Regions from separate parts of the Mus musculus genome. Here all the other regions are linked to region 1. The links are chromatin loops, found by intact Hi-C in ENCODE. Cell type or tissue: left cerebral cortex. All regions are shown on one strand.

Evidence for each region. Hi-C counts contacts between places; a loop is a spot of excess contacts. Peaks named below come from ENCODE experiments on the same cell type or tissue, not always from the same donor. Only the 100,000 strongest peaks of a DNase experiment are listed, where the experiment ranks them.
Region 2: a loop joins it to region 1, with 5 times the contacts of the local background. A loop is called at or near these places in 27 of 42 quality-filtered maps.
Region 3: it touches region 1 in a loop (4-fold over the local background); 11 of 42 quality-filtered maps call a loop at or near these places.
Region 4: it touches region 1 in a loop (3-fold over the local background); 7 of 42 quality-filtered maps call a loop at or near these places.

What each region holds. Positions count from the first base shown.
Region 1 is chr13:34,871,953-34,879,952 of GRCm38, reverse strand. It overlaps Prpf4b (pre-mRNA processing factor 4B), which reads right to left and starts at 4,424. Exons shown (of 15, transcript NM_013830.3): 1 at 4,259-4,424. The coding sequence starts at 4,299. It overlaps Gm36839 (a long non-coding RNA gene), which reads left to right and starts at 4,713. Exons shown (of 2, transcript XR_382181.1): 1 at 4,713-4,784; 2 at 5,385-6,325. In left cerebral cortex, a CTCF peak has its summit at 4,013; DNase peaks (open chromatin) are centred at 4,450, 5,055 and 5,512; H3K4me3 peaks cover 3,478 bases; H3K27ac peaks cover 2,500 bases.
Region 2 is chr13:34,183,337-34,191,336 of GRCm38, reverse strand. All of the region lies in intron 9 of Slc22a23 (solute carrier family 22, member 23), which reads left to right. Among named protein-coding and RNA genes, the nearest start is that of Gm52037, 11 kb to the left of the region's middle. In left cerebral cortex, a CTCF peak has its summit at 3,680 (motif pointing left); DNase peaks (open chromatin) are centred at 632, 1,359 and 3,655; H3K27ac peaks cover 811 bases.
Region 3 is chr13:34,033,349-34,041,348 of GRCm38, reverse strand. Ripk1 (receptor (TNFRSF)-interacting serine-threonine kinase 1) reads right to left here. Exons shown (of 11, transcript NM_001359997.1): 11 at 6,179-8,000. It overlaps Bphl (biphenyl hydrolase-like (serine hydrolase, breast epithelial mucin-associated antigen)), which reads right to left and starts at 3,708. Exons shown (of 7, transcript NM_026512.1): 1 at 3,580-3,708. The coding sequence starts at 3,686. In left cerebral cortex, no CTCF peak of the experiment used is centred here; DNase peaks (open chromatin) are centred at 3,181 and 3,743; H3K4me3 peaks cover 1,709 bases; H3K27ac peaks cover 1,177 bases.
Region 4 is chr13:34,989,642-34,997,641 of GRCm38, reverse strand. Eci2 (enoyl-Coenzyme A delta isomerase 2) reads left to right here and starts at 3,498. Exons shown (of 10, transcript NM_001110331.1): 1 at 3,498-3,628; 2 at 4,412-4,574; 3 at 6,826-6,924; 4 at 7,273-7,461. The coding sequence starts at 3,585. In left cerebral cortex, no CTCF peak of the experiment used is centred here; a DNase peak (open chromatin) is centred at 3,422; H3K4me3 peaks cover 1,645 bases; H3K27ac peaks cover 1,694 bases.

The DNA.
Region 1 (8,000 bases):
CTCATTTGTTAAGTTTTATGCTGTAAGCTACTGAGATCTTGGGAGGAGCTGGCAAAATACAGGACACGGAACACTTTCAAAATAGTATTATCAAAATAAAGTCATCAATTACCATGCACTAGTATCGTTTTAACTTTCTTTTCCACAAATGTCGGCTATAGAATAGTGAGGGGCAGGGTAAGGTGAGGTAACCCTATGTGGCTTAGGACTTTCACTCCTCCGTCAGCTTTCCAAGTGCTGGGGTCACAAGCATGCACCATCATAAGCAGCTCAAAGACTTGTATGGCCTCACCTTCAGCTCTAGCTGTCGTGAAACTGAGAAATCTGCATCCCAAGAGCTGGAATTAAAGGTGTATGGTGTACAACATCATGCCTGGTTATCAACAGATAATCCCACTGTCTTAGTCAGGGTTTCTATTCCTGGACTTTTGTCCATCATGACCAAGAAGCAAGTTGGGGAGATAGCCAAGATTGTACCTTCTCTGTGGCTGGACATGGAATGTGTAAGAGTCACCCAGGTGGTACTGGTTTTAAAGGCATGAAGGGGTCATGAAGAGCACTGAGAGAGGCCATGGAAGGCCATTGGTGAAGGTGCAGCCTCAGTTGCAATTGATGTCCCAGGACTGAAGGGGTCATGCAAAGGAGTTGAGGCTTAGCACCATGAGGAGAGCCTGTAAGAGGCTATTGGTGAAGCCTAGTCACAGCGGAAGACAGCAGTGTTTGGAGATGCCAGTCCCATGAGATGACCACCAAGAGCAGCAGCAGCAGTGCAGCACAGGCAGCTGGAGCCTAGAGGACAAGCTGTGTGCTACAAAGGGCAGGGCTGGAGAAGTGACCCAAGCCCCTGGAGGAGCCCAGAAGATTGTGAGTTGGATCCCAGATATTGGGCAGTTAGAGTTTAATTTTCCCTTTTGATTGTGACTGTGCCCTGATATTTCCCCCTCTTGAAGGAAGTTTTTTAGTGAAGCCCACAGTTAAGAGACTTTGAATTTTAAAGTACTTTGGATTTTAAAAGATACTGGATATTTTGAAAGGATTGAACTTTTAATATGTAAAGACTGGGACTTTTAAAGTTGTTTAGATCTTGGGGATGAATAAAAACTAAGGGTTGAGGCTTAATACTGATGTGTTTGTGTGTCAAGTTGACAAGGGGTCAACTGTACTGGCTAGTTTTGTGTCAATTTGACACAGGCTGGAGTTATCACAGAGAAAGGAGCTTCAGTTGGGGAAATGCCTCCATGAGATCCAACTGTAAGGCATTTTCTCAATTAGTGATCAAGAAGGGAGGTTCCCTTGTGGGTGGTGCCATTCCTGGACAGGTAGTCTTGGTTATAAGAGCAGGCTGAGCAAGCCAGGGGAAGGAAGCCAGTAAGTAACATCCCTCCATGGCCTCTGCATCAGCTCCTGCTTCCTGACCTGCTTGAGTTCCAGTCCTGACTTCCCTGGTGATAAACAGCAGTATGGAAGTGTAGATGAATAAACCCTTTCCTCCCCAACTTGCTTCTTGGTCATGATGTTTGTGCAGGAACAGAAACCCTGACTAAGACACCCACCCTTGCTTTTCAAGACAGGAATTCTGTGTGGCCCTGGCTGTCCTCAAACTAGCCCACCTCTACCTGGGCCTCTGGAATGCTGGGATTAAAGGTTTGCACCACCACTGTCCAGCTAGGATAGTCTTTATAAATTGATTTGGGAAGCATTCCATTTATGCCTTATAGGCAAGCAAGCTACACAATTTTTTTAAAAAAAAGACAATTCTTTAAAAATATGTCAATATTGAGCAAAGTCCAATGTAAAGGAAGTAACTAAATGACTTTTCTCTTCCAAACTGAAATGCTTTTACAACAGAATTGATGGAGCCAGGAGTTAGAATGGATCCCAAAGACCAACTGGTCTTAAACCTAGTTTCTGCTTTTCCTTTTCCAAATCATGTTTCAGGAATTAAATTTTAATGTATTATAAACACCACATCAAAAACACATCTTTGGCTGGGCATGGTAGGGATGCTTGTAAATGCAACCTTTGGGAGGCCAGCCTGAAAAGACACAGCCAGCTCAGGGGAGTAAGGTACATCTCCACGGTAGGACTTAGGCTAGTGCATGTTAGGCTCTGGGTTTACTCCTAGTGTCAGCCCTGCTCAATGATCTCAGGCTGACAATGTGGCTCAGGGGTAAAGTACTTGCTTATTAACATGTGCAAAAGGGTTCTTAGTTTGATCCTTAATTCCCCCTCACTCCCTACAACCATCTTTCTGGGACACTAGCAAAAAACATTATTTTAAATCTTAGAGGCAAGTGAAGAAGCCACAGTACAGCAGTCGGGAGCTGGCCTTTAGAGCCACATTTACAAAGTTAAATGTGGCTATCACAGTGCGACCTTGAGCAAACTACTTCATGTCTCTGTGTTAGTTTCATCACCCACAAAATACCAGCAACAACAGGACCCAGCGCCACAGGATTGTTACAAGAATTAATGAGCTACTATTTGAATGATTTGAATAGTACCTGGTCCCTGGTGACTTCGAATACATTTATTTTTTTTTTAAAGCTGAAGTAAAGAGGCTGACAAATGTACAGGCCAGTAAAACAAAAGCCATTTGAGCCTTTAAGGAAAATGTAAACTATGTAATATGTGTGCCCTTAATTTTTCTATTTTGAATAGCTTCCTGTAACTACAAGCTATTCAGAGTAACTTGAAGCCATTTAGGTCAGCAACACACATAGTGCCTGCTTTCATATCAAACTGTTATTTACTCCATTAATTATTTTCAAATTAGCAAAAATAGGACACATTGAGAAGAATTCCATTTACACAATTTCTATGGGGGAAGGGAGGATAAATTAAAAACTACCATCAGTGTTATGTAGTTGCCAGAGCCTAAACAAACCCACGCTTATAAAGATAGGATTAAATACGCAAATAATAGGGCTGACTCTGACTCAAAATAAATGTGAATGGATCCTCCCCTCAAATTAAGTGAATGGACATAATACCAAGAACTTTTCAGATTGCCAGAACTACTTAGCTGAACAGCCGAAGACACCCATCAAGCTAAACTAACATCCTGTAACTGCCACACCATGAACTTGGACAATAAGCTATCTTAAAATCCTATCTGTTCTCTGCTAAGCCCAATTGTCACAACCACAATGCAACTTTCAAGCATACTTAATAAAAACAAATTCTCTGTCAAGCTGAGTAAAGTAAATGACAGGGGAACCCCAAACTAGATTCTCAGCAAAGAAACCAAGCTATCTGTCACAAGTTGCTGGAAACGGTATCAAACACTTTCCTAAACAGGCTGAAAACATAGATAATGCAGATGTAACTGGGGGGTGGGGGGTGGGGGGGGTTGCTGTTGCCACCCAGTCTTCAGTGGTATTCTCTTTAAAGTTAAGCTTTCCTCGCATAAACGTGGGAAACAAAACACTGCTCTTCTTTAAGCAACAGCTAGTCCTTTTGCTTATTCAAGGATGTGTTCTCTTGGCTTCAAATACTTCTATAGTCGCTTAATTAAAAACACAGATTAGAATGATTTAGAAGTAGCAACGATTCCTAATACTTCTCCCATGTCCCTTCCTAAAGGCAAAAACAAACTAGGGCAAAAAACTGCCAGGCCTCAAAACCCAGGTAGTCTACCTTACTTTGCCTCAAGTTTGAAAGTTAGAAATAAGCTACCAATGGACAGAGAAATACCGGGTTGTGGTTGGAAGGAAGAGTAAAGGGCAAAGGACTTCGCTAGCACAATTTCCGGGACAGTCAAAAGTGTGACCCTAGCACCCCCGTCTCTGCTTTTACCATCAGCAGGATCGCAAGGATAGCATATGCGTTAGGAAAGCGGGGCTTAGCCTGCCGGCCGCCACTATTCCTCGGGTCTCTTTAGGGAAGGAGATCACCGAGGGTTGAGATCGGAGAGCTCCACGGTCCCCCAGGGAGGTGCAGGAAGGCGCGACCTCAGGGCAGCAGCAGCCACCACGCTAACTGGACCTGTAGAGGCCGCTCGTGCCGCCGCCTCCCGGGGCAACGACGGACAGCAGGCCGCGCTGCCGGCACCTCAACAGCCGCGGCCCCACCGGCAGCAAAGCCCAGGCCGCTCCCACGCCTCCCGCCGCACCACCCACGGCGCGCGGCAAGGCAAAGTTTGGCTGTCGCCGTTAGGCCTGAACTTTCCCGCCCGTCGCGCAGGTCGCCGCCGCCGCCGTCCCCCGCATTGCCGGCCTGGAGGCCCAGCTCCGACACACCCGCGCGGTGCACTTACTCAGCTTGCTCCCGCAGGGACGGGGGCTCCGTGGCGGCCATCTTGAACTTCCCGACTCCTCCGCGATGCTGGCGGCGGCTCGGCGAACCGTGGACGCCAGTGGAAGCGGAGGAAGAAGGGACAGGCAGCCGCGCATGTGCGGAGCACGTAGAGAAAAGCGGCACTCGGGAGTCCGCGCTAAGAATCCGGATAGAAAAACTCGGCGTCCGGGGGCGGGGCGCGGAACGTAACTTCCGGGGCTAGGGGGCGGGCCGTGGGGAGAAGAAGGCCTGATTCACTTAGAGCGCTGGTTATGTGTGTAAGTGTGAGTGTGTAAGTGTGTAAGTGTAGGGACCTGCTGGAGACAGCAGCAAAGAAAGGGGTCGGGTGCATTGCTGAGAGCTGATTCTCCATGTGATCCAGTAGTGGGTGAAACCTGCTGTGTCTCTCCTTGTTGCTGATTGGCTAGCGGAGAGCTCGTAGACCTGGCCTAATTTAAACAGCCAGAATATCTGCCAGGTCCCCTTTTGACCTTCTGTTCTTTATGGTATGCTTTATATGGGAATTAAGTTTTCTGTTTCTGGGAGGAATACGTTGGAGATAATGGTGATACTGAAATAAGACCGATTTCCGATTTACAGACACCATTCTTCACAGAGTAAAATAAAGCACTTCTAAGCCCGGACACACAAAATAAATGTAATAAAAATGCTCTTGTCGGGCAGTGGTGGCGCACGCCTTTAATCCCAGCACTCGGGAGGTAGAGGCAGGCGGATCTGAGTTCGAGGCCAGCCTGGTCTACAGAGTGAGTTCCAGGACAGCCAGGGCTACACAGAGAAACCCTGTCTCGAAAAACCAAAAAATAAATAAATAAAAAATAAAATAAATAAAGCACTTCTAAAGGAGCTGGTGCTGGAAAACTTTTCCATGGAAGATTTTCTTTTTCACCCAAGTTCATTTCCACGCTATTACGAATTGGAGAGCGAAATCGATGCCTAAAGGCATCCCAAGCTGTTACTGTTAGCAGATATTGAAACATTAGCTTACTCGTGCAGGAAACGTTTACAAAGTGACAGACCAGACAATTACAATTCCTTGGGTTTTTTTTTTTTTTTTTTTTTTTTTCCTCTTCGGGGCCCTGGTAAAGGAACCGCCCGACCCATAGCCGCAGTTTCCGCGGATCAGGACGGAAGTGAGCTCTGCACAGCGGAACCAGCTTCCCGGAAGTCTTTTGGCCAGCCGGAGAGACGCATGCGTGCTGGTGGCCAGAAGAAAGCGTGGGCGTGTTCAAAGCTGCGGGCGGTGGTTGTGGCGTTAGAACTGCGGCGGGCAGCTATGGGGAGGCCCTCCCAGTTCCCTGCTCCAGCTCAGCTGGTCTCCGCCTCCCGATCTCAGCCCCGACCTCTCCTCTGCGGCAACGTCAGCACAGCGGCTTGCCAAGATTGCGTCTGAGCGTACCCCAAGATCCCTCAAGTAGAGGTCCGCCTTGTTCGGTGACACCGTGGAGACCACGGCGCCGGCAGACAATGCAAAAAGTTGAGGCTTTGGAGGCAAGCGTGTCTTTGTGAACGTTTCATCTTTTCCTACCATCTGTGGTTGCTTCAAGTATTATTCCAAACGAGCTGGGCATTCTTTAAATAATTGAAAAATATATTTGAAATATGTGTATTTCTGTGGAGAGCTACTAATCTCGTACACGGTTGCCATGGAACCCAGTGAGCTCTCAATAGGCTAATTGTAACAGACTACAAACAAATTACGAGCATCGTAAAACCCGTTGACTCTTGGAGTTTCCAGGTGTCTTTGAAGAGTGTAGAAGCCATTTGAGCAGCACTTAGGTTTAAAATTGGGATTTGGACCTTTAATGGGAAGACGCCAAACTGGTGTTAACACGCTTGAGGCATCATGCCTGTCTTAGTGTAATTTTTTTGTTGTTTTAAAATACTTCTGTGCATTTGTGAATTTGGACAAACTCAAAGTAAAGGAAAATCATCCCCCAAGTGGATAATTCCACGTTGAACCAGCCCGAACATGTTGGCTTATTTTTAGCCCTTTCCTATGTGAAATATTAAATTTCACACTTGTGTACACAGTGTCATCGCTTGCTCTTTTTCACATAGCAGTTTTTGCTTCATTCTGGTTTGCCAAGCATCTTCTAACTAGATTGTTGTCCTTGTTACTAGGTATCTAGATTGTATCAGCTTTGCAGCAGTATTAACTATAAAGAGAAACACCTAGAACAATGTTCTAAAAGTAAGGGCTGGCTGGTGAGGTGGCTCAAGTGGGAAAAGATGCCTGTCAAGAGACCTGAGGGCCCAGCAGTGGTGTGGCACACACCTTTAATCCCAGCGCTTGGGAGGCAGAGGCAGGCGGATTTCTGAGTTCGAGGCCAGCCTGGTCTACAGAGTGAGTTCCAGGACAGCCAGGGCTACGCAGAAAAACCCTGTCTCAAAAAACAAACAACAATAAAAAAAAGAGACCCGAGGAGCTAGGTTCAATACCCAGACCCCCTCATCGATTGTCTTCTGACCTCTGTTCATGAACACACAAAATAGATGTAATAAAAATGCACTTACATGAACATAGGATTTATGTCAGCAAGGGGTTTCACTGTTTGCTGTGCAACCAAGAACAATTAAAATTTTTTCCTAGTTTTACCACCCAATAAATTGGGGATAATAGTTCTCATTGTATAAACACAATAAATTAAGCAATGAGCAAAATGGCCTATATGAGTAAATGGTAGTTTTTGTGATGGTTTGTATATGCTCTGCCCAGGGAGTGGAACAATTAGAAGGTGTGGCCTTGTTGGAGTAGGTATGTCATTGTGGGTGTGGGCTATAAGACTCTCATCCTAGCTACCTGAAAGCCAGTATTCTGATAGCAGCTTTCAGATGAAGATGTAGAACTCTCAGCTGCCCCTGCACCAAGCCTGCCTGGATGCTGCCATGTTCCCACCTTGATAATGGACTGAACCTGTAAGCCAGCCCCAGTTAAATGTTGTCTTTATGAGAAGAGTTCTTGGTCATGGTGTCTGTGCACAGCACACCCTAACTACGGCTGGGCGGTGGTGTGGCACACACCTTTAATCCCAGCACTTGGGAAGCAGAGGCAGGTGGATTTCTGAGTTCAAGGCCAGCCTGGTCTACAAAGTGAGTTCCAGGACAGCCAGGGCTATATAGAGAAACTCTGTCTCGAAAAACCAAAATAATAATAATAATATAAAAAAATAAAAATGCTTTGCAGTCTCTGAGAGAGGTATATAAGTTGCCGTGTTGTGTGCAATATGAAATTGATGCTGAAATCACTACCCAGAGATAACTTGAATGGTTAAGGGATGATCACAAAAGGGAAGGGAAATGCACCTACCCTAATGTGCTCTTGGTTTTCCTCTGACCTGGGTCTCAATAACTCTTCCTCTTAAGTATACCCCACTTAACTCACAAGTTTCTCATTCTGCACATTAAAAAAAAAAAGACAGTTTCACCCCTCCCCATGATTTTGTCTTGATATACTTATTGACTACCTTATCGAGATCCTGTACTGAAACTTGGCATGGTGGTGCATAACACCATTCCCAGCACTTGGTAGAAGGAAGCAGGGAAATCAGAAGTTCAAGATAAACCCCTGGTTACAAAGTAAATTAGGGGCCAAGCTGGGCTACATGTAACCACATCTCAAAAACCAAATAGATTGTTATAGTGTCAAAAACCAGGCGCTAAGACCAAAGTGTTACAAGGTAAACATTCAGTTTACAGCCAGG
Region 2 (8,000 bases), 690 kb after region 1:
GTGGCCCATGAAGCACAGCATTTAATCCCACTGTGATTGTATCATGGTAAAGTTATAATATTTGAAAGAGCATCACTTAACTGCGTCCCCTCTACCACGTCCCTCTTCCTAACACAGGTTGGATGCTCCTACACTAAAAATCTGACATCTAAAATACTCCTAATCCCCAACATGGTTTGCTTGTTTTGACATGGCTGCAAAAAATTTTACACCCTGAAATTCTGTTTCATGGGCAAAATTGTTTTAAATATTGTGTAGAAATGACCTTCAAGTTCCACAAGCCGTATCTAAGATGTAAACAAGTCTGTATTTAGACTTAGATCTCCTCCCTCTCCAAGATATTCCATGATATATATATGCAGATATTACAGATTCATAGGTACAAAATCTACAAGCATTTTGAGTTAGAGACCTCACCTGCACTTGGCATTTGTTACTTACTCAAGGGCTGGCTGTGCTTCATGTCACACTGAGATCCTTATTGGAATATCATTAGCATTTCTAGTGCACATGCTTTTTTGAAATTGTGAGTGTGGGCAGTTATTCAGCTGTGAGCTGAAACCCAGAAGTCAGCATGATGACACCCTTCAGAAGAACAAGCAGACCTTCCAGTTCAGATGGGACTCAGAGAGACTAATTATTTTAGGCCCTCTGGTGCTGGGAGGACTTGGGGAGCAGGTAGGCAGGTCTGTGGACTTCCCTCCTTGCTGACAACAGAATTTTCTCATGACCTCATTTTGACTCATTCCCTTGAATTTTTACAATATAAACCAAGGCAGCTGGTTACTGGTCCCTGTTATAAAATGTCTCATCGTTGTATATTTACAAAAAAGCAATTGGGTGTTGAGTAAGTCCTCTAGTTCCCTGCCTTCTGCTTGAGCTAAGGTGAGGTAGACTAGAAGCTCCTTTTGTGCCTGCAATTGCAAAACACTGAAGGAGTATAGCACCTTACTCTTTCCCCACCAGTTAAATTCCCTCCTTTATAAAAGAATCCACGAAGACAATCTCTCAGCTAAAGTGCAAGTTGCTACTAGTCCTGGCTTTCTCATAGCCACTGGCAGCCATTGCATGACTCTGGGAGGGCACCCCATAACTCTGGCCTCCCTGTCAGTGTGCTTAACAACCCAGAGTAAAAGAAATATGATATCCTCTTCCTCTTTGATGCAAATCTGGAAAAATTATTAAGGGATATAATTTGAACAAATACGTTCTAAAGTCCACCTTGCCAAGATGACAAACTAGAAAAATATTTGGCCCTCGGTGATGTTTTGTACCTGCAGTGGTTGAAAGGAAACTGTGGCCACTTCCAAGCCAGGCTTGGAAGAGTCTCCATGGGAACTCTTCCCACGGGTGGTTTGTGCAGCATTTTCTTGCAAATAAACCCATGAAGAATTCCCATGAGAGTCCCAGGATAAACATGCTGCTTCCCTACTACCCACTCCACACAGAAACACCCAAGATGATTGAAGGTGTGGTCCACCGGTTTCCTCTTTCTTATGAAAGTCTTACTCTGCTCTACACTATGTTGAAAAGAAACCTTTTGAAGGAAAAACAACAGTGTTCTTACTCAATATCGCTCCTATTACTTTGATAGAACACCATGACCAAAAGCAAGCTGGGGAGGAAACCATTTATTTTGTTTATGCTTCCACATCATAGTTCATCATAAAGAGAAATCAGTATAGAACTCAAACAGGGCAGGAAAGGGAAAGCAGAAGCTAATGTAGAGGCCATTAAGGGTTGCTGCTTACTGGTTTGCTCCTCATGGCTTGCTCAGCCTGCTTTCTTATAGAATCCAGGACCAGCAGCCAAGGGATGGCACCACCCATAATGGGCTGAGCCCTCCTCCATCAGTTACTAATTAAGAAAATGCCCTACAGACTTAGCTGCAGCCTGGTCTTATGGAGATATTTTCTCAGTTGGGATTCCCTACTCTCAGATGACTTTGGCTTGTGTCAAGTTGACATAAAATTAGCCAGCCCAAACTACAAAAATTAAGGTGCCAGGAACAAGAGACATATACCAGGATATGTTTTCTACACAAATTCATGATAACCTCTTTTCCTGTGGGTGGTAGAGACTAAAGCAACGGTTCTCAACCTGTGGGTTACAACCCCTTTGGGAATCACATCTTAGATATCCAGCATATCAGATATTTATATCATAACTAATGACAGTAGCAAAATTACAGTTATAAAGTAGTAATGAAATGATTTCATGGTTGGGGGTTACTACAACATGAGGAACTGTATTAAAGGGTTGCAGTGTTAGGAAGGTTGAGAACCTCTTGGCTAGAGTGAACCTTGTCTCACCAAATTTTGTTCAGACGATTACAGGGAGCCACTTAGCCTTAGCCCACTGATGTTTACACTAGCTGGAGAGCAGCTTCCACAACTCCTACCCTAGGCCTTAGACATTAGTTAAATGGAAGGTGGGCTGGGAAAGAGAGGTTTCCATCCTTTCATAATCTCTCCCCTTGTCTTGGGCAGAAGTGACAGGAATTCTAGGATGATGTAGATGTAGCCAGTGGCTGTTTCTGTTGGGGTGGGGGGTCATCTTTTCTCTCCACTGTTATTTGGAATCTGAAAACAGGAACTCCTGTAACCTACAGTGACTTCCTTTACCCACAACAATGGGACAAGGGAAGAGAAAGGGCAGCTGCTGGTGATGCTGACAAGCTGATTCAAGGTCAGCAAAATTCCTCACAAATTTGTGGAGCCCCAGTCACAGACTGTCTGTCCTTGCCTTGTGCACCATCCTAGCTTCTTATCCACTAATTACTATTTGCCTGCTGTTCAGGTGGCTCCATTCTTTTACTATAGTCCAGATCATCTGCATCAGACTGGCCTTGAGACCTTCCCCTCTGAGCAAGTTCCCTATGTCTGTCTTCTGCTCTACTGTTGCCTTGAGACAAGATATCACACAAAGAAGGATTTGCCAACCGTCCACTGATGGATAGCATCTGTTTATAGAAATGATGCAAGTGAGTGTAGCTCAGTGCTACAGTGTGTAGTGTGTACTGATCATGTACACAACCCTGGGTTCAATCCCTAACACCCATACCCAGTAAACTATGCCTATTGGTCATGTACAGTTCTTACCATTAACCCCTAAATACAGCACCTATTTACACAGCATTTGCATTGTGTTAACATTATGAATAATGGTAAATGATGCAAACAACATGTAGGCCCCATGCATTACCATAACATTTTCTATAAGATATTTGAGCATCTGGGAGTCCTGGTAACAGCCCTCCTAGATACCAAGGAAGAAATATATATATATATATAATTCCACAAATTGCAATTCATGTTATTGTTTGTACCTGGATAGTTTTGCTAGTTCTTCACTTCTGTGCCAATGAGTACAGTATTTGCTTAACTTCACAGAAATTCAATCAAGGAAAGCTAGAAACATAAAGGAGGAAGTAAAACCTAGGAAGGGGTGTGTTCATATTTTTGTATGAGTTGATGGTTCACATTTATTTCTGATTCACACTTCGCTCCCCCTACTGAGGCTGCCCATTGGCAGTGGTCAGAGAGTTGTTACCCAAAGTAAAGCTATCGGGTGGACAGTGACAATGCCATGCTTCTAAGAAACACGGAAGCCTAACTTGGTTTGTGTGGTGAAGCCTCACTGCTATATAAACATGGGCATAGGCTGCCCTCTAGTGAACTCCCAGCGCAACAGGAAGGAGCTCTGACCAGTCAGCCTTTTAGAGGGAAATGAATGTGACACCAAGCACAAGAAGATCCCGAGAGACTTCAAAAAGAAACAAACAAAACCAAAACTGGCATGCCATTTTTCTTACAAAATTGTCTGTAATAATATTAAATCCAGGAAATCACTAATAGTGAAACATAAAGTATTTTCATAGGAAAAATAAACAAAGACATACAACTGTTTCAAATATGATTTAGCAACAGGACATGTGGGGGAAAATAAGTCACTATCTGGTGTCACCATGCGGACATCCTTGAGTCTCCAATGCATACCTAGATGCTCAACAAAAATCAGGAGGCAGGAAATAAAACCTGAGGTGCTGGGGGTGTCGCTCGTAGGCTCTCACCTTGTAGCCCAGGTTGGCCTAGACTGTCCACATTCCTTGGTCTCCCAAGTGCTGGAATTACAGGGCATGCTACCACATGAGGCAAACTTTTTTTTTTAAGTAGAAATGCTTCATGATAGTATGAACCATATACCCACAAACAGAATCATTTAGTATCCTAGAGTATCGAGTATTACACATTGTTCTATTTGCTGTCCTTTAATATAACTGGCAGTGCAGTAGGTCTGTCTATACCAGCACCACTACAATCATGTAGAAATGGGTTGTGCTGTGATCTCTGTGACAGCCACAGCTATAAAATCCTCAGAGATGTTTCACTATAATCCTACAAGGCCACTGCTATATATACAGTTTGCCACTAGACGGGACTGGATTCTCTATTACATATGTATATAAACATACTCGAAATCATATACATATGCCTATAAATTAAATGGGCTATAAATCAAACATATTTCAGCCAATATTGTTATTAATGTGATATATTACTTTGTTATTGTTCACTTGGTGTCATGTGAGACTTGCCTGAGGCTTAGCGGCTTCACACACTTCCTACATGGGGGGCTGGCTGTATTCTGCTTTCTTGCATGGCAACTCTAATGGGCAGAGGCAAGAGAAAGCAAAACCCAGAGAAATACAATCTTATCAAAAGTCTCAATCAAACAGGTCCCTGATACACCCCTCCCATCCTGTGACTTACCGAAGGGGCCAGATTTACCAGAAATTCTGAATGGCTGTTTTGGTATTATTCACCCGACAAATGGGCCAAATCTCATAGCTCTCTGACCCATGCCTGTGGGTGAGCTGGCCTTTTTACCTAGGAAGTCATTGTGATCTATGGCCATCCAGTATTTATTACATGCAAACTGTGAGACAGCTGATATTCCAGGAAATAATCCTTGCCCCTGACAGGTGCATGGAAGAGCAATACCAAAAGGCTCATCATGAGCAAATGTTGACAGAAAGATGCCAATGTCTTTCAAAGGTGGTGCAGGATACTACTTGGGAAGACTGGTACCTGGACAGCACTAAGAGCAAGCATATCCCTCCTCAGTGCACCCCTTGTTGGACCAGCACTATGACTTCCTAGGTGGCTCTTTTTAGCACTCAATTGTTTTTTGTTTTGTTTTGTTTTTTAATTGTCTTATACAAAGTACTGAGGACATGAAAGTGTGGGGAAGAGGTTCCTTAGCCAAGCCTGGTCATATTTAACAAATGACTTAAGTTCTATGGCTTATGGTATCTATAGGTCAGTGACCTGGGCAATGCTTACCTGGATCCTTGCTCCAAGCCACAGTGCCCTGAGGCAGGATTTACCTACAGGCTCAGCGGTCATTGGTAGGATCCAGTCCTTCATGAGTTAACTGGGGCCACCTCATTTCCTGCTATGTGTACCCCAACAACACAACAGTTTGTTTTATTACACTCAGAGTCTCTCTACCCTGTTTGTGGAAGAGACATCTCGTTAACTCTGCAGTGCTTTATGGGCACGGATTTATTAGAAATTATTTCTTCCAGCCCACATATAAGGCAAAGGTTAAGAATACTGGAAGGTGGAAATTATCTTAAAATTCTGACATAAAGTCAAGTAATGCCCAAGGGCCAGTTGACCAAGTCTTGGCCAGTTGCTGAGAAAATACCAGAGACTACAGATTGAGCAAGATTTGGTCTTGCCCTTGAGCACCTCTAGAGCACAGACACACACAGACATATACCATGAGGATACCGTCTGCCAGAGGGAGGACTCGGAGAGGTCTGGACCTGCTCCATAGCTTGCTTAGCCTGGATTCTGCAGAGTCCAAGGAAGCCAACAGGAGCCACATGAACTGCCTGGCAGGCAGTGAGAGCACCAAGTCATGTCTCCTACATTAACCCAGGAGTAGTCTGAGGGCCTTGCCCTTATAAGAACTACTGAGAGGACCATGAGCAGCCATGGTGATGTGGAAAGGATGTACAGTCTCTGGGAGCTTGCAAAGAAGAGGTGAGGCTGGCAGCTGCCTCACTCTGACTGTGGGGTAATGGGGATCTGTAAGGACAGGCCTCGAATCCAAAGCTGGAAGAGTTTGAGAGTTAATAGCTTGAGTGCCATGTATGTGATATAGAATTCATCCATTTAGATTTCCAGTTCCTCACCCATCAATTATAGACCACTTATACCCTCATGCCCCTTTGCAGTTTCACCCTCCTAGCCCCAGGCAATCACTGCCCTGCTTTCTGTCTCTCTAGATCAGATCTTCAGACATTTCATGTGAATGGAATTGTACAACAATTTTCATGGTGTAACATGTCAGTGTCTCATGCCTTGAAAGGCTAAGCAATATTCCATTATATCTGGATATGCCACATTTTATTTATCACTCAACAGCCGATAGACATTTGGATTGTTCCCAGTGCTATAAGGCATAAACATTTGCTTGTAAATGTTTGTCTGTGCATATGGTTTTACTTGTTTTGTACATGGAATTGCTAGCTATATAAAAAATTGTTTCCTTTCAAGAGAATGTCTACCTGTTTTCCATCCTGCTCCCAGGAGGCTATTGGAGAACTCCAGCCCCTCTAGGATCTCACCAACATGTTGTTCTGTCTTTACTCCAGGCTTTCTCAAAGGTGTTTTGAAGCCAAGTTGAGTTCAATAGGACATATCCTTTGTCAGAGGCAGGCTTTGGAAGCATCTGCCCCTGGCTGTGTGGCTTCTACTTCTGAATTATGTCTTCTGAAGGGTTTTTTAAAAACCTATTAATTTTGATTAAGTCTAGCTGGTCAGCTTCTGTGCTGTGGCTGCATTTGTAAGAAATCCCAGGTGACCCAAAGTCACAACAATCTTCCCTGATGTTTTCTGGGACTCAGTTTATTTTGTGCCTTATGAAGGGGGCTCTGCCTTCATTCGTTTGCACTCAAACTACCCTGCTGCACCAACACTGCTTGTTGTACAGCTGCCCTTTGCCCCATGGTGTGTGTCTTTGTTGAAATCCACTTACCATAGGTGGAAAGACCTGGTTGTTCCTGAAGTCCACATCCCTGTATATTCTCCCTGATGTTCTTACAGGTAGGCAGGCTACTGTATTCCTCCTTCTGAAGATAAAACCACCTCAATCTGTCCCTTGGGCCTGGGGACTGGGGACCAGGCAGTTTTCTGGCCCATTACCTGAACACTATGGTCTCACCCCAACACTGTACCTCTTTCTTAGTACCTACAGAGCACCTCAGCCCCTGGAATGTTTTCATGTCAAAGTAGAGAAGATAGAGACACGAAAGGAGGGGTGCTAAAATGTTACGTGTCTTCTCAAGGGTTCCTCACTTGGCAGAGGAATAGAGATAAATGACTCACACTTTGACTTTGGCCCATCTGAGCTCAAAGTTGCAGGAATTCAGATACAGCCAAGATGAAAGTAGCTTGGGATATCAAACCTATGGGATTTACTAGGTGGAACCAACCAGAGTAGGGCCCAATACAGAGGCTGAACTTCCTTAGTGCCTCGATCCACTCTCCATTGTAGTAATTGACAATTTATAAAGAATACAGTTTATTCCGCTATGGTCCTGGAGGCTGAGAGGTTCAAGGTAAGGGGTTGTACATGGTGAGGACCCTAGATAATGGGGATTCTGCAGAATCCCAAGACAGTGCAGGGCATCAAGATAGTGGTGACCCAGTAAATATGCTAGCTCAGGCTTCTCCTCTCCTTCTAAAGGCTTTATAAAATTGCTGTCACAGGGGGCCTAACCTCTTGACTACCTCTAATATTAATTATTCTTAAAGCTCCCTCCCATGTCTGAATTCCACCAACATTTGAATTTGAGATGAGGTTTCTAACACTGAGTTTCTGGAACAGTGCTATGAGCTTACCCTAACAGCCATAGTACTTAGCACATACCAACCAACCTGTGCTCCCATTCCACCCTACCTGCGCCAAACCCTTATGTTCCATTT
Region 3 (8,000 bases), 840 kb after region 1:
TGTTTATGAGATTGTGTTGTGTTTTACAAACACCCATGACTAGGACAATCCCAAGAAACTCTCAAAACTCAGAAACTCTGGCACAGCCCTGTAGCTGCTTCCAAAGCCACACCTTGCCGGACACTAAAGGCACGTCCTTCCTCCTGAAGCTTGAAGGCTAGCAGGAGATAGGCAGATAGGACTAGCCACTAGTTCCTTGTGTGCATGTGTGGGGGCTTTCAGGTAAAGGTGAAGGTGGTGGAGACCCTGGGTTGTGGATGCAACACACCAAGTTCAGCCTACCAGCACCAACATCTCTTTTCTCCTGTTATTTCAGCAGGGCTCAACATTTGAATTCAAATCATTGGCCAGCCTTCTAACTCCATGAACCCAGGCTGACACACTCTAAACAGGAAGTAGGCAACTGTATTTTTAAAATTTCTTCAGGAGAGTCCGACAGTCCAGCAAGATTGAGTTAATTTTTTAAAGAACAACAGAAGAATCACTTTTAAGAGGCCTCCAAAGTGTACCTTCCTGTCTCCTGTTGTCCTTGTCTCCGTTCCCTGGGTGTCCAGACCTGTGATGTTTTATATGATACTGGGGGAGGGGTCCTACTCCCCTCAAACAGGGAGAGATGATTATGTAGGAAGGCTAGAGCATAAGGGCTTAGGGCAAATAGGTAAATCAAATCAAGTACTTACTACCATGTGTCTGCACTTTCATAAGTTCTTTACCTACCTATTCATTTCTGAGCAGCACAGCAGTTAACAGAGAGGCCACAAGTTGGTGGGAAAGCTAATTTGATAATCACAGGATTAGATAACCCAGCCCAAGATGAGCATCTGAGGGTCTGACACAGAGTTTTGGCTTCAGCACTGGGCTAGCTAATCTCATGTTTACTAGACACACAAACTAGAGTTGTGAGAAAGGAGGGGGACCTTAATTGAGAAACCGTCTCCATAAGATCCAGCTGTAAGGCATTTTGTTAATTAGTGATTGATGGAGGAGGGCCCAGCCCATGGCAGGTGGTGCCATCTCTGGGCTGGTGACCTGGGTTCCGTAAGAACACAGGCTGAGCAAGCCACGAGGAGCATGCAAGAAAGCAGCACCCCTCCATGGCCTCTGCATCAGCTCCTGGCCTCCAGGTTCCTGCCCTGCTTGAGTTCCTGTGCTGACTGCCTTTGATGATCAACTGTGACATGGAAGCATAAGCTGAATAAACCCTTTCCCCCCCCAATTTGCATTTTGGTCATAGAAGCAATAGAAAGCCTAAGTGAGCACCTCACTTAGAGATGAAAATAGGGATTGCTTAATAAGATGCAGCTGCACTTTGTAAGTCCTTACTGCTTATACTCTGCTTCTCATCAATAACCGAGAGTCACAGTATCAACTGCTGCCACTACTTGATGACACAAAGTGTGGTGTCTTTTTATATATAGTGCTATTATTTATATATGTTAAGTTCCAAACCTGGACAAGTGGTTGAGGTGTCTATTTAACATATCAAAGTGGACCTGGCCTCTAGGTTCCCCCAGCATCCCTCATCCCTACCTGTTACAGGGTATAGTTGGCATTCCCTGCCCTCTACCCAGAACTCTCCAGCCTAGGGGCTAGGCTGTCATTTCCCCAGAGGCTCTTCCTTATATAATCCAGACATTTTTGGGTACCTGCCCCTTTTTGTACCTTTGGCCTCTTGGCTGCTGTAGTTGGTTCTCCTCTCCCCCTCCCTGGCCCTACCCCTCTGGACTTTCCCAGTTGTGTCTGCCTTTGGCTATGCTATCCTTATTTATCTATAATAAACTTTCTTCTCCATCATATCTAGGAGCGATCATGTCTTTTCCTGTCTTATTTCTTTTTCTTCATTCAATGTGCCAACTATGTCATTAATTGTACTTGTTAATTATTTATTTTTATTTTGTTTCACAATCATTGTTCCAAATACAAACACTGCAAGGTCAGGAATCTAGAGAGGTTGAGTAACTTGTCTACAGTCACACAGCTAAGAAGGGTCAATAATACAGTTATTTAGACTATGTGATCTCAAAAGCCCATGATTCTCTTTAATCTCCTGGCAAAAGTGGCATTCAGTCTCATTGCCAAGTCGGGGGGTGGAGGCAGCGATGAGGCGAAGGAATGGACCTGATTCTCTGGCCGGACCTCCTTAGGTTAACTCAGAAAATACTGTTTTCAGACTGTCAGATTTAGTAAATTATTAACATCAGAACGGACATACAACTCCCCACAGAAAAAATGACTTTTCAACAGATCACAGAGATCATGAAGTAAGGAAAGGGTCAAAGTTCCAAGTATCAGATTTACAAGAAACTCTGTGGTGCATAACTCAGCTACCTGCGGGCTGGACACTGGCTGTGAAGAGGTTTTCATGGGACTGTTGCGGCTGAGGCTGCAGCCTGGCTTCAGGATTAACCACCTGGAGCTGTTTCTCAGGTTACAGGCCGTTTGTATTTCTAAAACAATGCAGGGTGAGACTAAGGGAAACCTTAGCAGAGATCTTTTAGGAAGAGTGGTCTCCAGTGCAGCTAAGTGAATGAGACTCTCAACAGCCATTAAGTTGCCGATGAGCATGACATTAACACAACCTTAGTAGCCTCGTTCAAGCCCTTTTTGCAATCAGGAAACGGGATAACATGCCTCTTCACTAGCAATTTATACAACCAGAGTCACTGATATGTTTTCCAACGTGTATATTTAAAAAGTTGTTAAAGTCATATGAGAGAAGAAATCTGAATTGGATATAGACTAAGAGAGCTACACAATCATGCTACTAATGTTTAAAAACAAACAAACAAACAAACAAAAAAATGGGTCGCTTTTCCGTTCTTTCTACTTCCAGATTATATGCTCAAACGATTGGTTTCCACATCAGGTCTAATAAAGTTCCAAATGCTCGTTACTACTGTCAATGGCCCACCGATAGTAAACTGCACACGACCACTGCCTATGTCTGCATGTGTATAACATGGAGGGATGCGCACAACTTCAGCCTGCTCTATCCACATCTTCTGCTTACATTCTCTTGAGACCGTGCACCCATTTTCAAGACAGCAGGTCTCCATGAATGTTATTATTTTAGCAAAGGGCTGGAGTGTAGTGTAGAGGGAAATAGAAGTGAAGATTCGGTGTCCTGGCCATCACCACACACACACACACACACACACACACACTCGACTCTCTGGCAGGGGAACCTGGGACTTTGAATTTACACAGGTTCCCAAGCAGATTGTCTTGCACACTTAAGTTTAAAATTAGCAAGCAAAAGGACTCAGGAAACTTGGGCCCTGCCTGCCACTGAAGCAGGTTAGGCAGATTTCTGATTTGGCAGGAATAATTACTGTTCCCAGCAAATGGCTAAGAGGCCAGCAAGCCCCCCACCCCTTCCTTCCTCCCCAGTTCCTTCCCTGTGCACTGAGGAGGCTGGACCACCACCCAGCACGTAGAACCTAACCCCAGGCATCAAAGTGCTCGCACACCAGTTCTGCGGGATCTGGACGTGGGGTTTGAGCAAGGAAGGGCCGACAACGCCAGGCGTCCGTATCCCTCCCCGGCCAGTGGCCCTCGCTGCCCCGAGCACGCCATTACCCGAAGGTGGCTACGGGTTCGGCCTGGGGTACGCAGATCCGGGATTTCAGGGGCGAGAGGAGCAGCCGCAACCGCTGGGCCGCCGGGCGAACTGTTGCGGTCGCCATAGCTCCAGGTCGCACAAGCTCCATGGAACGCGCATGCGCCCGGCTGGATGCCACCCTTCAAGTGCTAAGCTCGAAGTCCCGCCCCTGGCCCGCTGTGCCTTGCTGGAGCTCGCTCTGCTCCTTGTCAGGCCTGCCCAGAAACAAAAACAGAGCGTGTCCTTCTAGTCCTAGCTCTCTCAGGGTGGACAGTTCAGTAGGCACTGCTCCTTGCTTGCAACTGCCAAGGAGTCCAAGGATATGGGTCGGCGGGGCCACCTGCTGTGCTGCCTTCACCTAAAGGGTATCTAAGCAGAGCCTCTGAGAGACAAGTGCACAGCAGACCATCCTGCCTCTGTTAAGGAAGGAAAGCTCAAGCTGGCCTAGAACTCTAGCTGATGTTGATCTTGAGCTCCTGATCCTCCTGACTCATGCTGGGACATCTGGCCTGCATCACTACACCTGACTATGTCCCACTTCCCACATTATCTAGCCCTGGTCCCTTGATGCTAAGCATAATGGTAGCAAGCCTTTAGGTTACTTAGAGCAACATTTATTATGCACGTCTTAAGAACTCATCATTTGTACATCTTGCTGTGTTAGCTTTATGCACCACTGTGACAAACATTTGAGAACAATGTAAAAGGGGGAAAGGTTCATGGTTTCAGAGCTCTAAGCTCAAGGTCATCCGGACCCATTTCTTTGGGCCCGAGGAAAGGCAGTGCATGGTGGGAGCGGAGGCACTTAAGTGTTAAGAGCACTTAACAGGCTGAGAGGGAGAAGAGAAAGAACTGGAAGAAACTGTTCAAAGGAAAAATTGTTCAAAGACATGCATGCTCCCAGTGACCTGCTTCTTGTAGTCAGGCCCCACCTCCTATATCTTCCAATAATACCAACAAACTATGAATCCATTAATAGATAACTCCATTGATTAAGTCAGAGTCCTCACGATCCAATTACCCAGCAATGACTAGTCCCAGTAATGGGGGGGGAGGGAGCTTTCAATACTTCATACCAAAAACTAGTCATTTTTGTGCCAGGTGCCTTAAAGTGTGTCACTATATTTTTAATTAGTATATGCTCCTTCTCCATCCATACTTCTTACCCCAGATTATAGACGAGGAAACAGTGGGAAGAGAAGTTAGAAAGGCTTGGCTCACAGAGCTGTGGAGGGGTATTCAGGTCGGCTTAGCTTCCTAATGCTATATGAAAACATCATACCTCTTACTACAATTACACTAGCTCTTAACTCTTTATAATCACTTATTTGTAAATGTCATTGAGTCTGTCCTCCATTTTAACCCCACCCCATTTTTTGAAGCGATAAAACCATGAAGGGAACCTTGATTTCTTCCCCTCTTCCCCTACCTCACCTTCTAAGGCCCTTTTTAAAAATATTGTCAGCAGTTATAAAACATTATCAGATTAAGTGGTTCAGTTTTAGCCACAATCTGGTTGTCAACCCTTTAGATATCTTTGTATACTGCTTATACCATAGAGAAGCCTAGGGTGAGGCTAGCCTTGGATGCTTGATCCTCCTGTGTCAGCCTCCCAAGTGCTGGGGATGCAGCAAAATACAGCAGAGGCAATTAAAGGAACACCCAGATATGTGGACAAGAGTTGACACACTACTGGAATTTTCACTGAATATAAACATGACATTTTGGAAAATGTGGTAACATAGAAGGTAGAAGATTCTGCCAAGGAAGTAAGTAGGCCCTACTTGTATAGAGAACTGACTTCCATCAGTTGGCCTCTGACCTCCACATTAAAGAAAAAAAAAGCACATGTGCACACAAAATAAATAAATAAATAGATAGATAGGATACTGAGTGGGTATGTTGTTCATTTATGAACCTTCATTAACTTAAAGTGAAATGGTTGAAAATATTTACCCTGTTAGAATAGGTTGCATCTTTTTGTAAACAACTCTTAAGAAAGCAAAGAAAAAAAATACATCAAGATAATGGTTAAGAGGTTTTTGAGGGGGCTGGTGAGATGGCTCAGCGGTTAAGTGCAATGACTGCTCTTCTGGAGGTCATTGAGTTCCAATTCCAGCAATCACGTGGTGGTTCACAACCATCTGGTCAGCTACAGTGTACTCATAGACATAAATAAATAGATCTAAAAAAACAAGTCTTTGAGGCAGGGCTCCTTTTCTCATTCTTTACAGTAACCACACAACTGATGAAAGACAGGACCACAAGCACAGCAAGTAGAAAACCTGTGCTTGGGAGCAACTGTCGAGTCTCCTCTCTTGTTTTCCGGCCTGGCTCCCCTTGCTTATCTGGTTTCTGGCCAGGTATAGTCGTGCCGTGTAGCTTGGACTGAAACCCTCAGAGGTAAGCACAGCTCTTTTCAGGGAGGCACTTAGAGCAGAGCTGAAAGGCCTCTGAGCCATGTGGAAGGACTGCCGTGGTGCTGGCCCCTTGGGGACAGAGTGTGCTGCATGGGAACACCTGTTCACCATCAGCATACCCTTCTGTTAGCAGCACAGGAGATGCCAACATGAGCAGTATAGTCACATAAATTTTATTCAGTACTCTGTATTTAAAGTACAAATATATATGTATATGCATATGTATACATTAAAGAAAGGTTATCTTATTAAAAACAGAACCAAACAGAACTCTGAGTTCTGGGAACAGGGTTAGTCTCCTCAGGCCTTCAGTGTTCTGGTGGCCATCTTGTTTTTCCATGATGTGGACAATGACACTCAGGTCTGACTTGTACCCCAGTCCACTGCATTCTGCTCGGCTTAGGAGGTGGCTTTAAAGAGGTGTTCTAATTCCACGCTGGGCTCCCAGAGGGACTCCCACACTCCACGTACTTGTTCGGAGCAGGTACCACTGACTACAAAGTCATCAGTTATTGTGATACAGCGGAAGCAAATGGGAGTGCTTAAAGGTCTTTGGGTCTAGCCTGTCAATGACTGGCTTTGTGTCACGCGCCCAGATCTCTTGTACAAGGGCACACACCATGAGAGTAAACGGCTTCATCTACTGACCATCCTTCAACTCATACAGGCTCAGCCACAACTCGAGGTGCCAAGCCATTGTCTGGCTGTCAGTGGTGAGCCTGGAAAAGATCTGAAAGTCTGTGGTCACAATCCAGGCCTGGATCTGAAGCACCTATCTTCAGCAGTGGACACACAAGTCTTCCCCTACTGAACACTAACAGACATGATTTTAATACTAGGACCCTGATTGCTACTGCAATTCCAAAACCAGCTCTGGCCTCCCTTGCTATTTTATTCTCCTTAAAACTCCACTAGAAGCAGTTTCTAATTCTGTCTTCTTAAAACAGCATTAGAAGTTAAAAAGAAAACATTTTTTAAAGACTATGCAGGCTCCTTCAGGAAAGCCTGGAACCTTCCCTGCTCCAATTCCCTTCCACTGTGCATGTTCCATGCTGTTAATGATGGCCTAGCCTGTGTGACAGGAGAAGTAAGGCATATAAACTTACAGCAGGAAGCTGGGTGGTGGTGGCACATGCCTTTATTCCCAGCACTCAGGAGGCAGAGGCAGGCAGATCTCTGAATTGGGAGACCAATCTGGTCTACAAAGTGAGTTCCAGGACAGCGAGAACTGAGAAACCTTGTCTGGGGATGGGGGAAATAACGTTACAGGAGAGTCCCTCCAAAGAACATGTAGCAATATCTAGTTATTTTTCTCACACCTGGTGGGTGTTGTGAGGTTGACTTGTACTGTTGGCATCTTGCAGATGGAGGCCAGGAATGTTCCCAAATATCCTACTGAGTACAGGATAGCCCAACAAAGGAGGATGAAGTGCCAATGAGTGCCAGAATGGCCAACAAGGCCAAAGCGGCTGTGCAGCCCATCCTAACAGTGACTGTGGCTGGTGTAGGCGGCTTCAGTCTTCTACCCTAGCTCCTTCACTCACTTGTAGGTTGCAATATGGGCTTCCTAAAGGCACAAGATGACTCTGAAGCTGTCCTTTCTTGATTGGTGGCACACAGAAGAAACATATTTGTACAGCACACTGGAGAAAACTGAGGAAACAGTTTATTGGGCACAGGGAACAGTGCTAAGGCACCAGTCATATCCAGAGAGGAGGAGATGGTATTTCCCGATCAGTGTTTCCTGCACATCTGTTCCCTCTGTGGGGCTCACAGGGTGGGAAACTGCATGAAGCGCCAGAATGGTAGAGAAACTTTAGAAACTTAAAAGTAGACTTTTTACAGCAGCCAGAACCAGCAGCAGCTCTGCAATGACAGCCAGTACCTGAGCTGCAATGACAGCCAGTACCTGAAGATCTCTCTCTGCCCTGCACCTTTTTCTCCTTAGCACTCCTTAAAAATCTCTCACTAATTGATAA
Region 4 (8,000 bases), 120 kb before region 1:
TTAAGACCTTCTGACAGCTTACTGAAGAGGGGGTAACTGACCCCAAAGTTGTCATCATATATGGAAACACACAGGCTAGACAGATACTTACTATACTTACTATTGTTCACTGACACTCAACATACTGACCTGAACCTTCACGAATAAGAGTCCCAAACAGAAAAGTATCGAATGGGAGGAATCGGGATGAGAAATGAAGAAGACAAGAGAAGTAACTGGAACCAAGAGGTCTTGTATCAGCTGGTGACTTACACTAAGAAAGTTTGTTAAGAAGTTCACATCTTTTATACTGTTAGCAGTGGGGGGAAAACCGCCAAGCTCAGCAGAGAGCCAGATAATGCTGTTGAAAAGAACACACGATGCCTTAGACATAGCTGTGTTAGAAGTTGATCATCAAAACAAGGAATAAAAAACCATGTCACCAGAAACTGCAGCTTTGACTCTTTCAAGGTATTGGCTCCAGCCTCAGACTGGGCTTGCCAGATTCACCCCTGAACAAGGACACAGAACTAAAGTTCCTCTTATCTTTTCAACAGAGCCTCTGAGAAAGTCTTTGGTTGGCCTACCCACCCCCTCCAACACACATACACACAACAAACATCTATGATGTTTCCTGTCAAGCCGGGTGTCCAGAGATGGGAAATCATGTTTCATGCAGGGCAGTTGAAGACTGAACAAACTGCTAATCAGTTATTGACATTTGTCCTAAGAGATAGACCAGCTCTGGGAAGCAGGATCACAGTGGGAGAACGGAACCAATGAGGGGGTCAGAGATTTCCCACGTAAAACAGTATCTGAACTGAGAAATCATGGGCTGCAGAAACCCAGATAGCCTGGGCACCCATTTCTAAATGGAAAGAATAGGTTGGGATGTCCATTGCAATCCATGCACTTAACAGGTAGAGGCAGGAGGATCATCACAAGTTCAAGTGATACCTTTATCGTGAGATTTTAAATGTTTTTAAAATTAATAATAATAATAATAATAATAATAATAATAATAATAATAATAAAAGAGCTCGGCACCATGGTGCAAACCTAAAATCCTACAAGTCAAAAGACAGAGCAGGAGGATCAATACTTGTTTGAAACCAGCCTGGGGTCCATAGCTAAATTGTCTCAAAACGAACAAACCAACCAACCAACCAACAGCAACAAAACAAACCCCTAACATAGTGAATAAATGAAAGAGTGAATGAATGAAATGGAAAGAGCAAGTGTAATAGATGATTAACATTATGGGCCATATCTTAAAGGCTTTATGTGTTAAACTAAGAAGTTTGGGTTCACTTAGAAAGCAAAGGGACACACACAGCATTCTAGTGACTGAAGAAAGATCAAGAGAAGATTTTGAGTCATGTCAGTCTCCTGGTCCATTTTATGTTTCTCCAATCAAAAGCCATCAAGTGGATAAACTACAGACAACAGAAGCCAGTTCAGCACTCTGAGAAGTCTACTTGTTAAAGTTCTGGCACCTGGCCAGGGCCTTCATGTTGCATGTTAACGTCTAATCTTAATCATTGCTCAAAGACCTTCCTTCCAAATGCCATCAACACAGGAACTGGGAGAGGAAGTTTTCCAAACATGAACTCCAGGTGACAGTTCAAACCATAACAGTCAAGTTTACAATGTAGAGAGATTTTTCAGAGAGCAGGAAGAAAATGGACTGCGGGGGTAGGAAACAGAGCAAATCCAGGCAGTACTAACTGAGTAAGAACAAACCCAGTCAGTACTAGTCGAGTAAGAGTAATATAGAAACAGTGAGGCCCAAAGAAAGACTAGACAGAAACAGGTATGAGGGCTTGTAAATCAAAACAGAAAACAAACAAAAAAAAAAACAGCTACTAAAAGATCACAGATCACAGATACATACAGAGAAACCAGTAGTGAGACAGAGGACATTCAGGCTTCTTTAAGATTTCTAGACTTCACTGTTGATTGCTATTGATAGAATTTTTATATGCCATAATGATAACATGAGCTGATGGTTTTAATAGTATAAATAAAAACAAGCACTCTGGTTGGCATCTCCATCCATCATAGGTTCCATGGCACCGTCTCAAGAAACATCTCCCAGAATACTGAGCAGACCCTGTGAAGTAGAACCCCCAAGATTCAGTTTCACTGGGAACATTTCCTGGCTCTTGTGACCACCAGGCCTGGGTGTCTGTATCAAATCCCTTCTTAGACAGCACTGCTCACGTGCAGTCAAGCCTCTAAGGTAGGACCTAATTGACCCACACACCTCCTTCTCCAAGGTCTTTATAAGAACCAGGAGTGGAGATTCGAACTCTGGTGAGATCTTGAGGAGGATTCTGCCATTCTCACTCTAGTACAGAAACAAAACTCTCAGAGACATGCCCGGGCATCTTGACTGCACTGTAAAGTAGATCAAAAGCATACCCAATGGCTCTTTTTAAAAAAATGTATTTGTTGTAACTTTTTTGTTTTACTTTGTCTATTTATTTAACTGTCGTTATGTAATTGGTTTTGCATACTGGTATTATGCATACCATCTGTGTGTCTGAGGGCTGTTTAGGTCATAAAATGTGTCTGTCCCCTTGGAACTGGAGTTATGAATGGTTATGACCCACCCTGTAGATTCAGAGAAACCAAACCCGGGCTTTCTGCAAGAGCCACGACTGTTCTCAAATAGCCTAGTCAATTCTCTAGCTCTACCAATTAGCTCTTCCGTGGCTCTCTATTACTCTTAGCACAGAACATATATATATTCATATCAAGAATTTTATCTACGTGCAAAGAGGATCATTTGAGTCGGCAGGGAGGTCTAGGACTCACTATGAAGGTACTTTACAATGCTAGTTCCAGGTCTCACACACTACAAGAGCTTCTTAACGTGGGCGCAGTGATCCTCAAGCTCAACTAATACTCTGCTCAGTGTGGTTCCCTTTCCTTGCGAACTGCCCCACCCCCACCCCAATCTTCAGCCAGACGTGGTGTTTACTGGAGGTGGCCTCTGCTAAGCATGAGAATCACCTTAGGGGCAAACGCCTACATTAATGAAGCTTATACCGTTTCATGTTCAGCTTAAACTTAATTGTGCAAGATAAGCATATCCAGGAGCACTCTTGTCCATATAATCTTTTAAACATAATGTTCCATGACCTTAGACTGAACGTGCTCAGGAGCGTGCTCCTAACTAAACATTCTGGGAGCTGTCCGGTTTGTAAATAAATATGCTTAGGCTCTCTGATTAATATTCCGAAGAACACAGTGAACCGCCTCCGTACCCTGTCCCTCTTTGCCAGATCTTGTGCCAATCACCTTTGTACGGAGTTGGACCTGGGCCAGGCATTCTAGGCTCCTCCTCGAAACCCGCCCATTCTCAACTCTGAAGGAGTCGCTAGTCGCACCCCTGCCCAGGGCTCACATCCAAGATTATCTCCGCCAGTCTTTTTGTCCCCGGGTCCTTTCACAGGCCGAGCTCACATCCTGGCCCCGCCCCTGAACCCTGGCCCCACCCACGCCCGGAGCGCACCTCTGGCTCCGCCCCTTCCCGGTCTTGCCCTGCAGTTTCTGCTGGGCCTAAGCCTCCGGGCTCAGTTTGACCACAGTATCTAGCTATGGCGGCAGTGACCTGGAGTCGGGCTCGATGCTGGTGTCCGAGGTAAGCTTGCAGCCTCGACTCTCCGGCCCAAAGTCGCCAGCGGGAATTTTCGCCCGCCCACGGAGCCGCCCGCTTTGTCATCTGGCCTGGCTAGCGAGACAGCAGGATATTACTTTGACGATTTCCCAGCGAGAGAGCTCTAAAGAGTGACCTCGAAGGTTCTTCCTCTGCTGAGTCCCAAAGGGTAAGGATGGACGCGCTCCGGTCGCCTCCGTCGGTGCTTGGGTCCCCGGGGCACCCAGGCCTCCAGGCCCAGCCCGGGACTTCCTAGGGCACGCACGCAGTGCCTTGGCTAAGATGACACTTTGTCCAATATTGCTAGTTAGCTCTGAGCGCTGCTGAACCAGTGTGGGGTTTCAAGCAGTAAGCTCACTTTGTTCAGAGAAGTGGCTGGAGAGAGTGCTCCATAAGTAATAACCCAAAGAACTATGGAGCAAAGTGAACCGCTGTGTGACTTTCTCAAAAGGCAAAACTTACCCTCCATTTGAATGAGCGTGCAATAAGCGTCAGTGGGAAGTTGCTTACTTAGGGAAACTGTTGGGGTTTTTGTTGTTGTTGTTGTTTTTGTTTGTTTGTTTGTTTGTTTTTCGAGACAGGGTTTCTCTGTATAGCCTTGGATATCCTGGAGCTCACTTTGTAGACCAGGCTGGCCTTGAACTCAGAAATCCGCCTGCCTCTGTTGTAGATGCATGCTGTTCTGATCAACATGAGTTGGAGCCAATCAGTAATCCTGTTGCTGCAGAAATAAAAGGGCAAGGAACAAACAGAAACCACTATTTGTAGTGTCCTGCAGGTCTTCAGATTACAAGTGGCTAAACTGCACTTGGGCAGACCAACAATGAGAGCCAGTCAGCAGGACTTTGAAAATGCATTGAACCAGGTGAAACTCTTGAAGAAGGACCCGGGAAACGAAGTGAAGCTAAGACTCTATGCACTGTACAAGCAGGTAATAGACTGAGCTCTGTTGTAACTTAAACGCATTTTGAGCAAATGATTCCTGAATTTGATACGTTTCTGATACGTTTCTAACACTGTTTCTAACATTCCGGTTGCATGGCTGGCTCCCCTTTGGGGTGTATGTATGCAGGCTTTATTTTGTTTTGTTTTTCATATTAGGCCTTTATATGCTATTAAAGCACAGAGTAGCCTCCTCTGCTTCTCTCCAGAATAAAGAGATTTGGAAGATACACCATTTATATTCACATGTTTGGAGCCTGCTTGAGCCCTTCCTAATGAGAATAATTCACTGGGGCAGTTGGATAAACTTGAATACGGACCGAGTTTTACCATCATTTACCAGTGTCCTGGTTATCGTTAACAGTGCCATGATTAATTATATAATAAAATGTTGGTGTTTCGGGGAAATAGATAGTATTTAAGGATGAAATAGTATGGGTTTAGGGGGATGTTTGAAATTAATTAAAATAAAAAAGACAAAATCAGAGAAGACATAAGGTAAAATTTAATAACTGTTCAACTGATTAATTGGATACTGTAACTCATATTTGTGAATGTTGGAAAATTTTTCTAACTTTTGAGGAACTAAAGGTTATAATGGAAAAGACTTCATCAGATGTCTGCCAGTCTGGACTCCATTGTTATCATTTATTGTTCTTATCATTTCTACTAAGCGATGCGTGTGAGTGTCTCTTTATCTCGGGTGTCCTGGTTGGTTTGCTTTGTTTTGTTAACTTGGCATAAGGTAGAAACATTTGAGAAGAGGGACTCTTCCATTAAGAAAGTGCCTCAATAAGACTGTTGTGTCTGCAAGTCTGTTGAACACTTTATTAACAGTTGATGAGGAATGTGTAAGAGAGTGGGCTGAGTAAGCCCATAAGCACACCCCCACCACACCCCCTGCCACCCCCAGCTTCTGCCTCAGTTCCTGTCTCCAAGGTTCCTGTCTTCATTATCTGCCCTGACTTTTATGACTGACAGAGTGCAGCCTGAGTGCTATCAGCTAAAATAAACCCCGTCCTCCCTAAGTTGCTTCTGGTCATGGTAATTTATCCCAGCAATACACACCCTAAGAAAATGGATGCAAACATTCGAGAATTTTACTTGTCCAAAAAGACTTTGCCCTCAGCTACTACTAGGTATTCTCTAGCCCCATGAACTGTCTTTCATGCCTGATACAAGTATCTTTCTTGGCCTGGAGAGTCTAGCAGAGTTTAGGGTACAGTGTGGTCTTGGGATAGGCAGGTTCACCTGTGGGTTAGGGCTCTGGCAGAGACCAGACACAGAAGTTGCTGAGAGTTTCTTCATTTGGCAGTACTCCATGTATTGTCATATGTCCCTTAGTCTCGGGTATTTCCCCTTCTTGACTCTTGGGGAGAGGACAGTAGTAGTGTCACACTGGCTTCTCCTCTGAACTCTATCCTGTATTTAAGTCTTTATCCTTTCCCTGGGAGGAACTACGACTGTGAAAACCACAGCTCGCAGGGTCCTTCCAGTCTTTCTAATGGATTTGAACTGAGATGATCTTAGAAACAGTTCGTCAGGAGCTAGGAGCCGTCAAGAGTTAGGGTGGAGAAAGGTCAGGACAAGAGACAAGTGGAAGCCACTAAATGAAGCTTCTAGCAGTACCTTAGGCTCCCAGTGGCAGAGAAAAGAGCAACCTTGGTTCCTGTAACTTCCCAGATGGCTGGCTCCATACAGTGACTTTCTCTGTATGAGGTCAGAGCCTCCATGGCCTGTGAGTTTCAAAGCCTCCTCTGTCCTCTGGTAACTGACTCTATTACAAAAGTGAGACTTTTTAAAATTGTTTTAAATCGCTTCTAAAAGTTAGCCAAGTGGGGTATTTTATTCATCTCAGGATACCTACTCCATCTTCTCTCTAAAAAAAAAAAGTTAAAAAAACGTTTTCTTTTTATTTCCTGACGTGACCCTCAGAGGAACTTCCTGAGGACCAGGAACTGTCAGAGCTCATCCCTACCTGCAGCAGCTACAGCTCTCTTGAGCAGTTAGCAGGAGTTTCCCACTAAACTTCTGCTTCTGTCCCTACAGATGGGGTTTCAGAACACAGTGCGGACTTCCCAGTGTTCTGTAACTTTTGAAAATTGGCTCAGTATATTTTCACTCCCTGTGAAAACTGAGATCAGGAATATCAAACTGGCAAGCTCTTGGGTTTTTAGAGTCACTCACTCAAAGGCTTTCTCTTGCATATTGCATATTAATCACCCCTGTGCTCTCTACAGGCCACAGAAGGACCCTGTAATATGCCTAAGCCTGGTATGCTTGACTTTGTCAACAAAGCCAAGTGGGATGCATGGAATGCCCTGGGCAGCCTACCCAAGGTAAGTTTGTTTATTGTTATTAACTAGACCATTAATTATTAACTTAAAGTCACTAGAAGCTTTTTATTGTTTCCGAGAAATATCTTATCAATCAGCTTGAAATTTTTTGGATTTTTCCCCCCTCACTATTGTACCTAAATTAACCTTGAACTCAACAATCCTCCTGCCTCTGCCTCCCAGTGGCTGGAATTACACATATGGGTCATTTCACCCATTACTACTGGACTCATGATGTTCCTTTATTGAATCAGATCCCCTGCTCTTTGTTGCATAGTGGTTTTTATTGCACAGTATGCTTCTCAAATTGCTTATTATGAAGGCTGAAGGACTTGGCCATCTACTCCTCAGGAAACTGCCAGGCAGAACTATGTGGATCTCGTATCCAGTTTGAGTTCCTCATCTGAAGCCCCGAGCCAGGGAAAGCGTGGAGCTGATGAGAAAGCCCGGGAGTCCAAAGACATCCTGGTAACTTCTGAAGATGGTATCACGAAGATCACGTTCAATCGGCCCACCAAAAAGAATGCCATATCCTTCCAGGTGATGCTCCTGCCCAGGGACTAGATACATTTTTCTTTACTTCTATTTCTTCCATTTAGAATTTCAGCATTATTTGTTTTGGGGGTTGTTTTTGGTTTTGTGGAAGAAGATGAGAGTGGCTGGCTTCATGCTTCATCCAGCAGAGTTGGGCATTATTTAGAGCTTGTATGTTCCTAGTAGGTTCTACATATCCACAAGACAATGAAGCTTTGCTGTGAATGGAAGTATGAGTCAGTTAGGTCAGTCTCAGTGGAGAAGCATTAATAGGAGATGCACCGAGGGCCCCTAAGGGAGCATAAACCCTGGGTCTGTGCCATGCTTGTGGATCCTTAGTAGAAGGGGAGGGAAGAAGAGAGAGGCTTTATCATCAGCAGAGCAGTAATTGCCCTGTTTGAATGAGCTGCTTTGAAGGGCGATTTTAAATTTCCCCTTGAACAATGCTAATAAGTGAATCACTTGAGCCCTCCTTCTTGATATTACAGGGAGTTTATCATGTGCTTGGAGGTGACCTGGGGTCAAGGCTGCCATCCGCAATGTAG